Regions from separate parts of the Homo sapiens genome. Here region 2 is linked to region 1. A link is a loop called in an ENCODE intact Hi-C map of the cell type or tissue named here. Cell type or tissue: OCI-LY7. All regions are shown on one strand. Links, peaks and the distances in the headings refer to the core of each region. The heading gives the core; the rest is flanking DNA.

Region 1 (5,040 bases), core at 1,004-3,503:
TAGTTTCTATGTATTGCTGGTAGTTGTCAGTCACTATATCTAGCTAATTTTCGATAATATCTTTTGGTTCATTTATTCATTTAGGCATTCATTCAGTACTAATTCGGCCCTGTTTCTGTGCTGTACCCTGTGTCGAGCACTGGGATGTAACAGTGTGCAATACAAAGTCCTTGTCCTTAAGGAATTGATAATCTAGCTGGGAAGGCCTACTTGATGAATTACAGATGAGTTTAGCACAAATTGTCATTGAGAGATGCTGTGTGCTTTAGGACGATTTCACATAGGAGTCTAACCCAGACTGGGAGTTCAGGGACAACTTTACTGAGGAATAATATTTAAGTGAAGACTTGAATGATATATAAGAGTTAGCAGGACTAAGGCGGGGATGTAGGGAGAAGGAGTACTTATAGTTTAGTGGGAACAGTATGTGCAAGAACTGGAGTATGAAAGAAGAATTCAAAAAGGTTAATATAGGTGGAATGTAGAGAATATTGAGTGACTTGAAGCTATAAAGATTGGTAGGAGTTAGATCATGCAGTGTATTTTAGGCTACGCTGAGGATTTTAGACTTTATCTGACATATAGAGAAAGCCATCAAAATGAGTGAAAGTAGAGTGATTAGTTTGTCTATTTAAAGGCTAAGCCCCTGGAGATTGGAGGGAAGCAAAATTGGATGTGGGGAGATGACCAAAGGCTGTGGCGGCAACTTGACTGAAAGATGTGGTACCTTGAGGGAGAAAAGTGGGCAGTCTGAGAGCTACCTGGGAAGTATAATAAACAAGACTTGCAAACCATGAGAAAAGATTACTTAAGATTTCTTCCTGGTGTTGCTATCACCAAGATGGGTAAAACTGGAAGTATTTGTTGGTACACTTCCAGTGGTTGTATTTGTGTGGGTGGGCATGTTATTTGTGCATTTTATGATCAAAATGTGCAGTCTAACTGGCTCATTAAAAACTTGACAAAATTTAGGTGAGTTAGCAATTCTGAAACAACTTTATGTGTAGTTTAAGATTAAGCAACTAAATATGTGGTGGATATTAAGAGTTAATTTTTTTAACATCAGAAAAAAAGAGCTAGAAATAAGGTAAAGGGGAATCTATAATGAACCTTGGATTAGAATTTGAGATATCAGTATGAATGAATGGAGATAAAGAGAAGGTTGCATATATGTGTATGTGTACATGTATGCCTTATATATTTCTTACTTCTGTTCATGAGAGGGCCTAGAAGCAGTGACATCATAGCTCCAGTCAATACACCCAGTACCAGATCTTGGGTTTAAGTGCCAGGCACCAATAAAAGGAACCAGAGTTCCTTGGAAAAACTGAATTGGGGACTGGGACTGGGACTGGGGAAGTACAGGATGAAAGTGGCAAAATGTTCAAAAAATGATGGGAGCATGTCAAAAGAATGTATGAGCCAACTCTAAGGAGCTCTCAGTGGCCAAATTAGGGACACTTTGAGCACTATAATAATGGGCCATAACCCATAAAATAAAAAGTGGTATCCAGATATAATTAAGTAAATTCAAACGGGAGAAAGGAACACACTTTCTTGCCATGGAATTCCAATTAGTAAATGAAGAGTCATTGATATAGGAAATTACCATTTGAAAAGAAACACTACAGTAATAATTGTTTTAGGTGAGAACAGTTAGTGGACAATGTAAGATGGTTATAAACAGGATATTTACAGTCACAAAAAGATCTCACTAAAAGATATTTACTATAATTATAAAGGAATCATAGTAACCTTACAGTGGAGAAAATGGACATCTTCTTAACCAACTAATCAAAGTAGACATACTAATAATGAGACATGGATATCATGCATTTTCTGATATGATGTACTGAGAACGACACAACATTACTTTTGTGGTATTCTTGACAAAATGCATATCCTGAATTTAATCATAGAAAACATCAAACCCAAATTGAGGGCCATGCTACAAATTATTGACTAGATTTTTAGAAAGTGTCAAGATTATGAAATATGAACTAAGCAACTGTGCCAGATTAAAGGAAACCAAAGAGATCTGATAACTAAATGCAGTGTGGTATTTGGATCAAACACTGGACTAGAAGGAAGATATTAGTAGGACAATTAACAAAATTTGAATAAGGTTTATAGATCAGTTAATAGAATAATATCAGTATTAGTTTCCTGATTTAGATAATTGTACTGTGGTTATATAAGATGTTAATGTTTGGGGAAGCTGGGTGAAAGGGATATGGGAATTCTTTGTGTAATGCTTTGTAAAGTCTGAAATTATTTCAAGATTAAGAATTAAAAAATTACAAAAACTTAGAGACCCTAGTTAAATGTTTTCTTTAATTTAATGAAGGGAAGAGGAGATGATATGGTGGGGTTGGTTTTATTAAATTTGACTTTATAATTATGTTATGTTTAAATTTTGATTCCTGAGTATTTACTTCACTTGAGGATTTTTTTTTAAATCTTCCCATTCTCTTAAACATTGTCTTGGGAACAGATGTATTTTTATTGTGTTAGCAAGATGTGTCTTTAAAATATTTTCTTGAAATACAGTAATTGCACTTCTAGAAATGGATTCATTTTAACCTGATTTAAAATAATCAAAGTAGTCAGAGTGATTAATTTTATGTTTGTTTTAGTTTATTTTTAATTGTCAGGAATAACGGGAAATACTGAAATATTTAGAGAAAAAGAGTTAGGATGAAAAGAGGGAAAACATTTAAAGTCTTTAAATATTTGGATAATACTGTGAATTTTCAGTTGTTAACTCCCATTTAATACATGGATAAGCTGAAGCCTAGAAGCTTAACTGTTTTGCCAGGACCTACGTAGTTAACCTATATTGGAGGTGACATTTTAACCTGTGTCTGTATGTCAGGCTCCAGATTTTCCCACAATACTGTAATGAATAAAAGATGTATATATTCTACTGAATTGTAAAGAGCCATTACTCTTTAAAATTTTTTCTTTTTGCCTGTTTGATAATCATGTTTTCAGAATGCACAGTTTTTAACATTTATTTACATTAAATTTTTAGCTAAAATACAGAGTATTTATAAATTGGTTATGGAAAAGTGAGGAAAAATAATTTGCATCTACTATGCACTATATTTTTTTCTTCTTGTGAAGCAAGTGCCTGTCATGCTCTGGAAAATATAAATATGAAATCTGAACAGTTGATGATTATAAAAATAATTACAGGTTGCCATTATGAAGCACACAGTCACACCTAATCCTTTAAATAAATGTGCTTAACTACACTAAAATACATGTTTTAAAATGTTAAACAGAGACATTCTAAAAAGACACGTGAAAACCATTTAATTTTTTTAAAGAAAAAGATGCTGAGTGGGTCCATAGTGGGAATTATTTTAAAACAAGAAAAAAGAAATCTTTAGCCCTGGAAACCCTTCTTGGACTGCATTAGAAATAAATTTCCTGATGTAGCCTGTAAGTCAGTCAAAACAGGGAAGACTGAATGCTGGGAGCAATAGGTGTGTTTGTTAACTCTGAAATACTGAAAGTCAGAAACATGTGAAAAGGATGGTCATGTTAAGTAGGATCTTTAAAGTCGGTATATAAACCATTTCTTTGCCTTCTATTCAAGCAATATACTTTCATCCTTCTGTTGTGTTTCCTCAATTCCTACACTTTGTTTTCGTACTCCCCCCACCAGGAATGAGGCACCAACACCAGTGGGAGAGTTTTAGATTCCTTAGAAATTCTGCTTATATAAGTGAGTACATCAAATGATCTTTGCCACAAAAATGATGAATGTTTCTTTTGAAATGCAGACCATGGTTCCAAGAAGTTTATGCTCACAGAATCAGGAGCCTTGCATTGAAAAGGTGTAAGTCTTGCTAATAGCCTAAAAGTCTATTTTTTTCACCCAACTGCAGCATTAAATATTGGAGGTAAGACTACAGACCTAAAGAGCAGACTGGGAAGCAACAAATTATCTTATTGGTGGTGATGTTCCTTATAGTAACAATGATGAACTTTTATAGAGCACTTCCTGTATGCCAGACAGGAACCCATTAACTCATTTAATCTTTACAGTTGTTTAAGTACTCATCTTATCCACATTGTGTGGATGAAGAAACTGAAGTATAATTAGATAAATTTACCCAAAGCCACACTATTGAGATTCTACTTGAGGGCATTGTAGGTCTCATTTTGGACATATGAACTCTGGTAGTTATAAATACAGTATATGTTTTTCTAGTTGTGTCTTCACCTAGAATCTTCAAGACCACAAGCTAAAGGTTTGAGTGTAGGTAAGCTTAGGTTTAGGGTCTGCATTTGAGCATCTTATCCAGCTGACAGCTGTGAACAGAAATTAAAGGTAGCATTTTAAAACTGTGTCTCCCACAGCTACTCTTATCTGCATAAACTGTATTCTAAAGCATAATCATTTCCCCTCTTTTCTTTCACTTCCTTCTTCTCGTTCTTTTTTTTTTCTAAAAATACTTTAGTAATTTTAATAGTGTAGTAATTGATCAAACTATTTGCTTGCAAAAGTATCTGGCCAATTTTTTCTTTGTGAAAAGTAAACAGCAGTCAGCTAGCTGTGTATCAGTTTATCTTAGTTCTGAAAAGGAATCAATGAGAAGATGTAAACAATTATGACAAAACCAAGACCCAAACCACAAAAGACTTCAAAGATTAAGTAATTATGTATACATAGTTCCATATAACAAAACTAATAATTGATAGTAGGGAAGTAAAAGAGAACAAACATTTGTTGATTTCTTGCCCAAGCATTAGGTGTTTACAAAATGTATTGTTTACAGTGGAGACTTTGAAATTTCAAATTCATTTAGGTTAGTTGGAGGAGGGAGGAAAGCTATTGACAGAAACACTATTTATTTCTGTCTAGCTAAAAAGAGGATTTAAGCATTATGGGGGGTACTTTGATTTAGTTTAGTTTTTTTTTTTTTTTGAGACAGGGTCTTGTTTTGTTGCCCAGGCTGGAGTGCAGTGGCACAATCATGGCTCACTGCAGCCTCAAGCCCCTGGGCCCAAGTGATCCTCCCACCTCAG
Region 2 (5,040 bases), core at 1,312-3,811, 460 kb after region 1:
CTTGTGATCCACCTGCCTCAGCCTCCCAAAGTGCTGGGATTACAGGCTTGAGCCACCACGCCCAGCCTTAGGTTAACTTTCAGTTAAGTAATTCAGGAAACAAGGGGTGTGTGTGTGTGTGTGTGTGTGTGTGTGTCCAGCCCAATGCTCACTACTGGGTGGACATCAAAGACTATGAGACAGCCCAGATCCTGGAAAGCAGTAGTAGCTGGGTAGATAGAATGAGAACATGCCTCCATGGAGCTTTCCTCTTGCTTCTGTAGTCCCTGCCTGCTGCTCCATGCTTGAAGTATAGAGATGTGGATTCCACAAGTCCCCATAGTCAACTTTGGTTCCCTCAAGGGAAAGGTCTCGGTTCTGCTGCTACCTACTTGCCTGACCTCAGAAAACTCATCCTTTCTTCCTGCACCTTAGTGTCTTCAACTGTCAAAAGAACGGGGAACACCTGATGGTCTCTAGAGTTCTTCCGGTTTGGAATTCTGTGACTCTGATGTCAAGGCTTTAATTCCTTACAATGCTGGGGGTTGGGGGGTGGCGGTCACTTTAGGCTTCACCTTGGGGTCACCCACCCTCTTTCAGTGAACAACACCCACCCACACGTTCCTTGTCAACTGCTTGATGGTGTAATCATGTATGCATGAATCACGGAACATCAGAAGAGATGGGGAAAAGAGAAAGAAAGGAATAGTACTAAAGGCAAGGATATCTTTCATTCCCTACCTTGGTTAACTTTTTCTTGCATGCCTACTAAGGGCCAAGCACTGTTCTAAAAACAGTTCTAAGCAGACAAATTCTCTAACATGGGACTTAGATTCCCAGAGCTTCAACATTAAACAGTGATTAATTAAAATAAGTACGGAGAATTAGGAATTAGGAGCTGCTTCCCCAAGCCTAGACTTCCTCAATGGCGTCTTTCCTTGGTTTCCTTGACTCCTTTCTGGCTTTTCTATCAAACTAATCTTCTTAAAATACCCAGAGGCTAAAATGCCTGTAATGTTTATCCCTTGTACTTTTTATCCTGTAATGAAATCCAGGCTTCTTAGCTCACTGTTGAGCCCCTCCACAAGCTCTTGGTACCTACTTTTCATCCTTCTTCCTCTCTGTTCACTTAGTTTTCTGAGTCTTTCAACCAAATTAGTCTATTCATGGTCTTCCTAATCGCTTTCTGCATTTTTCTGCTTCCATAGATATTTTTTGTTCTTTAAAGATTCAGTGGTTGGATTTTAAAAGTATACTAAAGTAATGCACATTTATTTTAAGAAATGATACAGAAATATGTAATGAGTTAGCAATCTCTCCTTCATTCCACTCCGTTTCATTTCCTCTGAGGTAACTACATATTTATATTTTTTAAGTTTTGAACTTATGGAAAAGTCACAAAAATAATACAGAAAACGTCCATATACCCTTTACCCAGATTTACCAATTAGTAACATTTTTTAACTCTTTGAAATAGTTTGCAGATATCACGTGCCTTTACACCTTCATAGCTCAGTGTCTATTTCCCAAAAGCAAAAATATTCTTCATATAGTTATCAACTTCAGGAAATTTAACATTGATACAATACTTTAATCTAACTTCCATACTCTAATTTTTTCAATTGACCCAATTCTGTTCTTCATAATTTTTTTGCCGTTCAGTACAGTGTCTGATCAGGATCACATATTATATTTAGTTCTTGTGCTTCTTTAGTCTCCTTTAATCTAAAGTCTCAATTTTTCCTTGTCTTTCATGCCAGTGATGCTTTTAAAGAATAAAGGCCAGTTTCTTTTTGTTTCTAATAAAATACTATTTTGATAATATATTTTACAGTTTATAATTTATATATATGTAATTTTATATTTTAATAATAGTCTATTTCAGGTCTGATGTTTTTCCACATCATTTTCAACGTCATTTCAATACCTGAGAATGTCTCTTCATTTTCCCAAGCCCTACTTGTCGTTCTAGGCTCAGCTCTAATCCCTTTTCCTCTGGTCCTTACTGGAGGCCAGAGGGTACCTCTTGGAACTCTTTACATCTTGGGTCCAGTGTGGTAGCTCATGCCTGTAATCCCAGTGACTCCACTGGGGAGGCCAAAGCAAGAGGATTGCTTGATCCCAGGAGTTTGAGGTTACAGCGAGCTATGATTGAGCCACTTCACTCTAGCCTGGGTGACAGAGCAAGACCCTGTCTCTAAAAAGAAAAGAAAAAAAAGAAACAACTTTTTACATCTGTCATAGCACTTAGCACTGTACTTAGCCTACACAGACTAATTAATAAATATTTGTTGATTAATTTATTTGAGGCACAGCCATGAGTTCAATCAGTGGCAAAGACAGAACTTGTCCTGTAGGCTTAGCAAGTCGAGATTGGTATCTTTGCTGCCAATTGCTTCTGGGGTTTACAATTATTGAGGTAAATTTTGGATTCAAATTGGATCCTTGACTATAGATTTGCCACACCATGGAACTGTGGAGAAGTTGATATTTTTTAAAAGTTTCACAATAGATAATTAAGAACATGAAATAAAAATATTTATTCCCTACTATTTTATTCCTCCAAATTTCAGTAAACTGGAAGAGTGTTCAATTCAGGAAAAGGTTTCAGAGACTAATGAACCAAACTGCTCAAATTATAATCCTACATATTCTAATATAGTCTATTCTTGTGTGATCAATGTATAGAAAGTTGAAGAAGGCTAGTTTGTTTAAAAAATAGGTCCTACAGAGGAGATGCTACATTATAAACTGAGAAGAGTACTTTCATACTAATCACTATCCTTTTGTGGACATCAAATCAACCTTTTTGCCCTTGCCTGAGACAACATTAGACTCTTACCAAGTCTTGATAAATTTTGAAAATCACATGGTTGTTCAATGCCTCCATGTGGTAGAAAAAAATAATTTAGCTCTGTCCTACCTTCCTGTGTTAGCAACATTCAGGCCAATAAAGTACGATAGTGCTTAGGGCCCTTCAATGGGATCAGTGCTATTTTATTTTTTTTAAAAGGCCTATGGAAAAATGACCCAAATTGAAGGTAAATGCCCCAGATCACATTCGTCTTTATGGAATCGACCCTTGTTTTTGAACTTTCCTTATCTTTCTTACAAGGAATGGATTTTTCAGCCAAAGGAGAATTATAAAATGAAACAAGTCGATTGAAATCCAGTGAGTCCATTTTTCCCAGAAAGGCTTTATATAAATTCTTTATAAGTTGCAAACACAAGATTTTTTTTTCTTTGGATGGAAAAAGGAAATCTTTTCTTTTTCTTTTTTTTTTTTATGGAGTCTCACTCTGTCACCAAGGCTGGAGTGCAATGGCATGATCTCGGCTCACTGCAACCTCTGTCTCCTGGGTTCAAGAGATTCTCCTGCCTCAGCCTCCCGAGTAGCTGGGATTACAGGCACTCATCACCACACCCAGCTAATTTTTGTATTTTTAGTAGAGACGGGGTTTCACCATGTTGGCCAGGGTGGTCTCAAACTCCTGACCTCAGGTGATCCGCCCACCTCAGCCTCCCAAAGTGCTGGGATTACCAGTGTGAGCCACCACGCCCAGCAAAGGAAATCCTTTCTATTCAGCAATAAGGTAAGTTAAAAAACTATATTAACCAACGTTAACTTGCTTGACAATTCTTTGGACATGAAATTGGCCAAAGAGAATCTTTATGAAATACTTGAATTTCAGTGTAAGCAACAAGTCAAAAAGTTAAACCAAGTCTCCCTCTTTCAACTGTATTATTTCACCTCCTAGGGATCAACTAGCACCTTGATCTTCAAGTGTTTCTACTTAAATGTACTTGATACACTAAAGATGACTTGAAGGAGAGTTGGGTCATTCTGAAAACCAGGAATAGGTATTAATAAAAACTGGAGCCCACTTTCTCAAAGTCCACAGGATGTCACAGTGTAATACTACTTGGGCTTCTGTGACTGGCTGGTTTTCTAAAATGTAAATTGAGCATTACTATCAAAGCATTCAGTGCATATGTATGCATTTGCTTTACACATGCATAGACTACAACCGAAAACTGCTTTCTCCAAAGGAAATTAGGGGTGGGGGAAGGGGCAGAAAGATATTTTCGTGGCATACTCTCTGGTTTCTTTAGAATAATATAGCATGAAAATGTATTATCTATTTAAAATATATCCATATAGGCAAAATAAATAAATAATGAGGACTATTCTCAGGATGAGGGTGGGGTTGGGGAACTTCAATAGCAGTCATTAGTTCAAGCAACCATGTTACAAATTCAGTGATTCCCTTAGCTTGCTTCCATGTTCCCACTTTCCCAGCTGTCTTGATTGTTAATATATTCTCGAAAATATTATCAGAGACTACTATATTTATTTTATTTATTTACTTATTTTGAGACAGGGTCTCACTCCCACCACCCAGGTTGGAGTACAGTGGCACAATCACAGCTCACTGCAGCCTCAACCTCTGGGGCTCAGGTGATTCTCCCACCTCAACCTCCCAAGTATCTGGGACCACAGGCATGTGCCACCAGGCCTGGCTAATTTTTGCATTTTTTGTAGAGACAGTCTTGCCATGTTGCCCAGGCTGGTCTTGAACTCCTGGGCTCAAGGAGTCTGCCTGCCTTGGCCTCCCAAAGTGCTGGAATTACAGGCGTGAGCCACTGCACCCGGCCCTTTTATATTTAATACATTTTTCTGCAATGTAATTGAGGCTCTTCTCCCACTCCAATATTGCCAGAACTGACAAGATCATCTGTGGATAGCATGGGTCATAACAACAATTTTGCCACCAACTTACTGCATGACCTTGGATAAGACATACTGGCTTTTTTTTTTTTTTTTTTTTTTTTTTTTTTGAGACAGAGTCTTGCTCTGTCCCCAGGCTGAAGTGCAGTGGCGCGATCTCGGCTCACTGCAACCTCCAATCAAGACTCGCTGGTTCAAGAGATTCTCTTGCCTCAGCCTCCCGAGTAGCTGGGATTCCAGGCACATGTCACCAAGCCTAGATAATTTTTGTATTTTTAGTAGAGACGGGGTTTCACCATCTTGGCCAGGATGGTCTCAATCTCCTGACCTCG

What was found. A loop is a pair of places that touch in the nucleus more often than their neighbours do. Peaks named below come from ENCODE experiments on the same cell type or tissue, not always from the same donor. Only the 100,000 strongest peaks of a DNase experiment are listed, where the experiment ranks them.
Region 2: it touches region 1 in a loop (2.1-fold over the local background); 1 of 110 quality-filtered maps calls a loop at or near these places.

The regions. Positions count from the first base shown.
Region 1 is chr3:23,337,264-23,342,303 of GRCh38, forward strand. All of the region lies in intron 3 of UBE2E2 (ubiquitin conjugating enzyme E2 E2), which reads left to right. Among named protein-coding and RNA genes, the nearest start is that of UBE2E2, 140 kb to the left of the region's middle. In OCI-LY7, for the core only: a CTCF peak has its summit at 2,332; no DNase peak of the experiment used is centred there; H3K4me3 peaks cover 890 bases; H3K27ac peaks cover 1,381 bases.
Region 2 is chr3:23,798,054-23,803,093 of GRCh38, forward strand. No RefSeq gene overlaps it. Among named protein-coding and RNA genes, the nearest start is that of UBE2E1, 5.4 kb to the right of the region's middle. In OCI-LY7, for the core only: CTCF peaks have their summits at 2,869 and 3,073; a DNase peak (open chromatin) is centred at 2,858.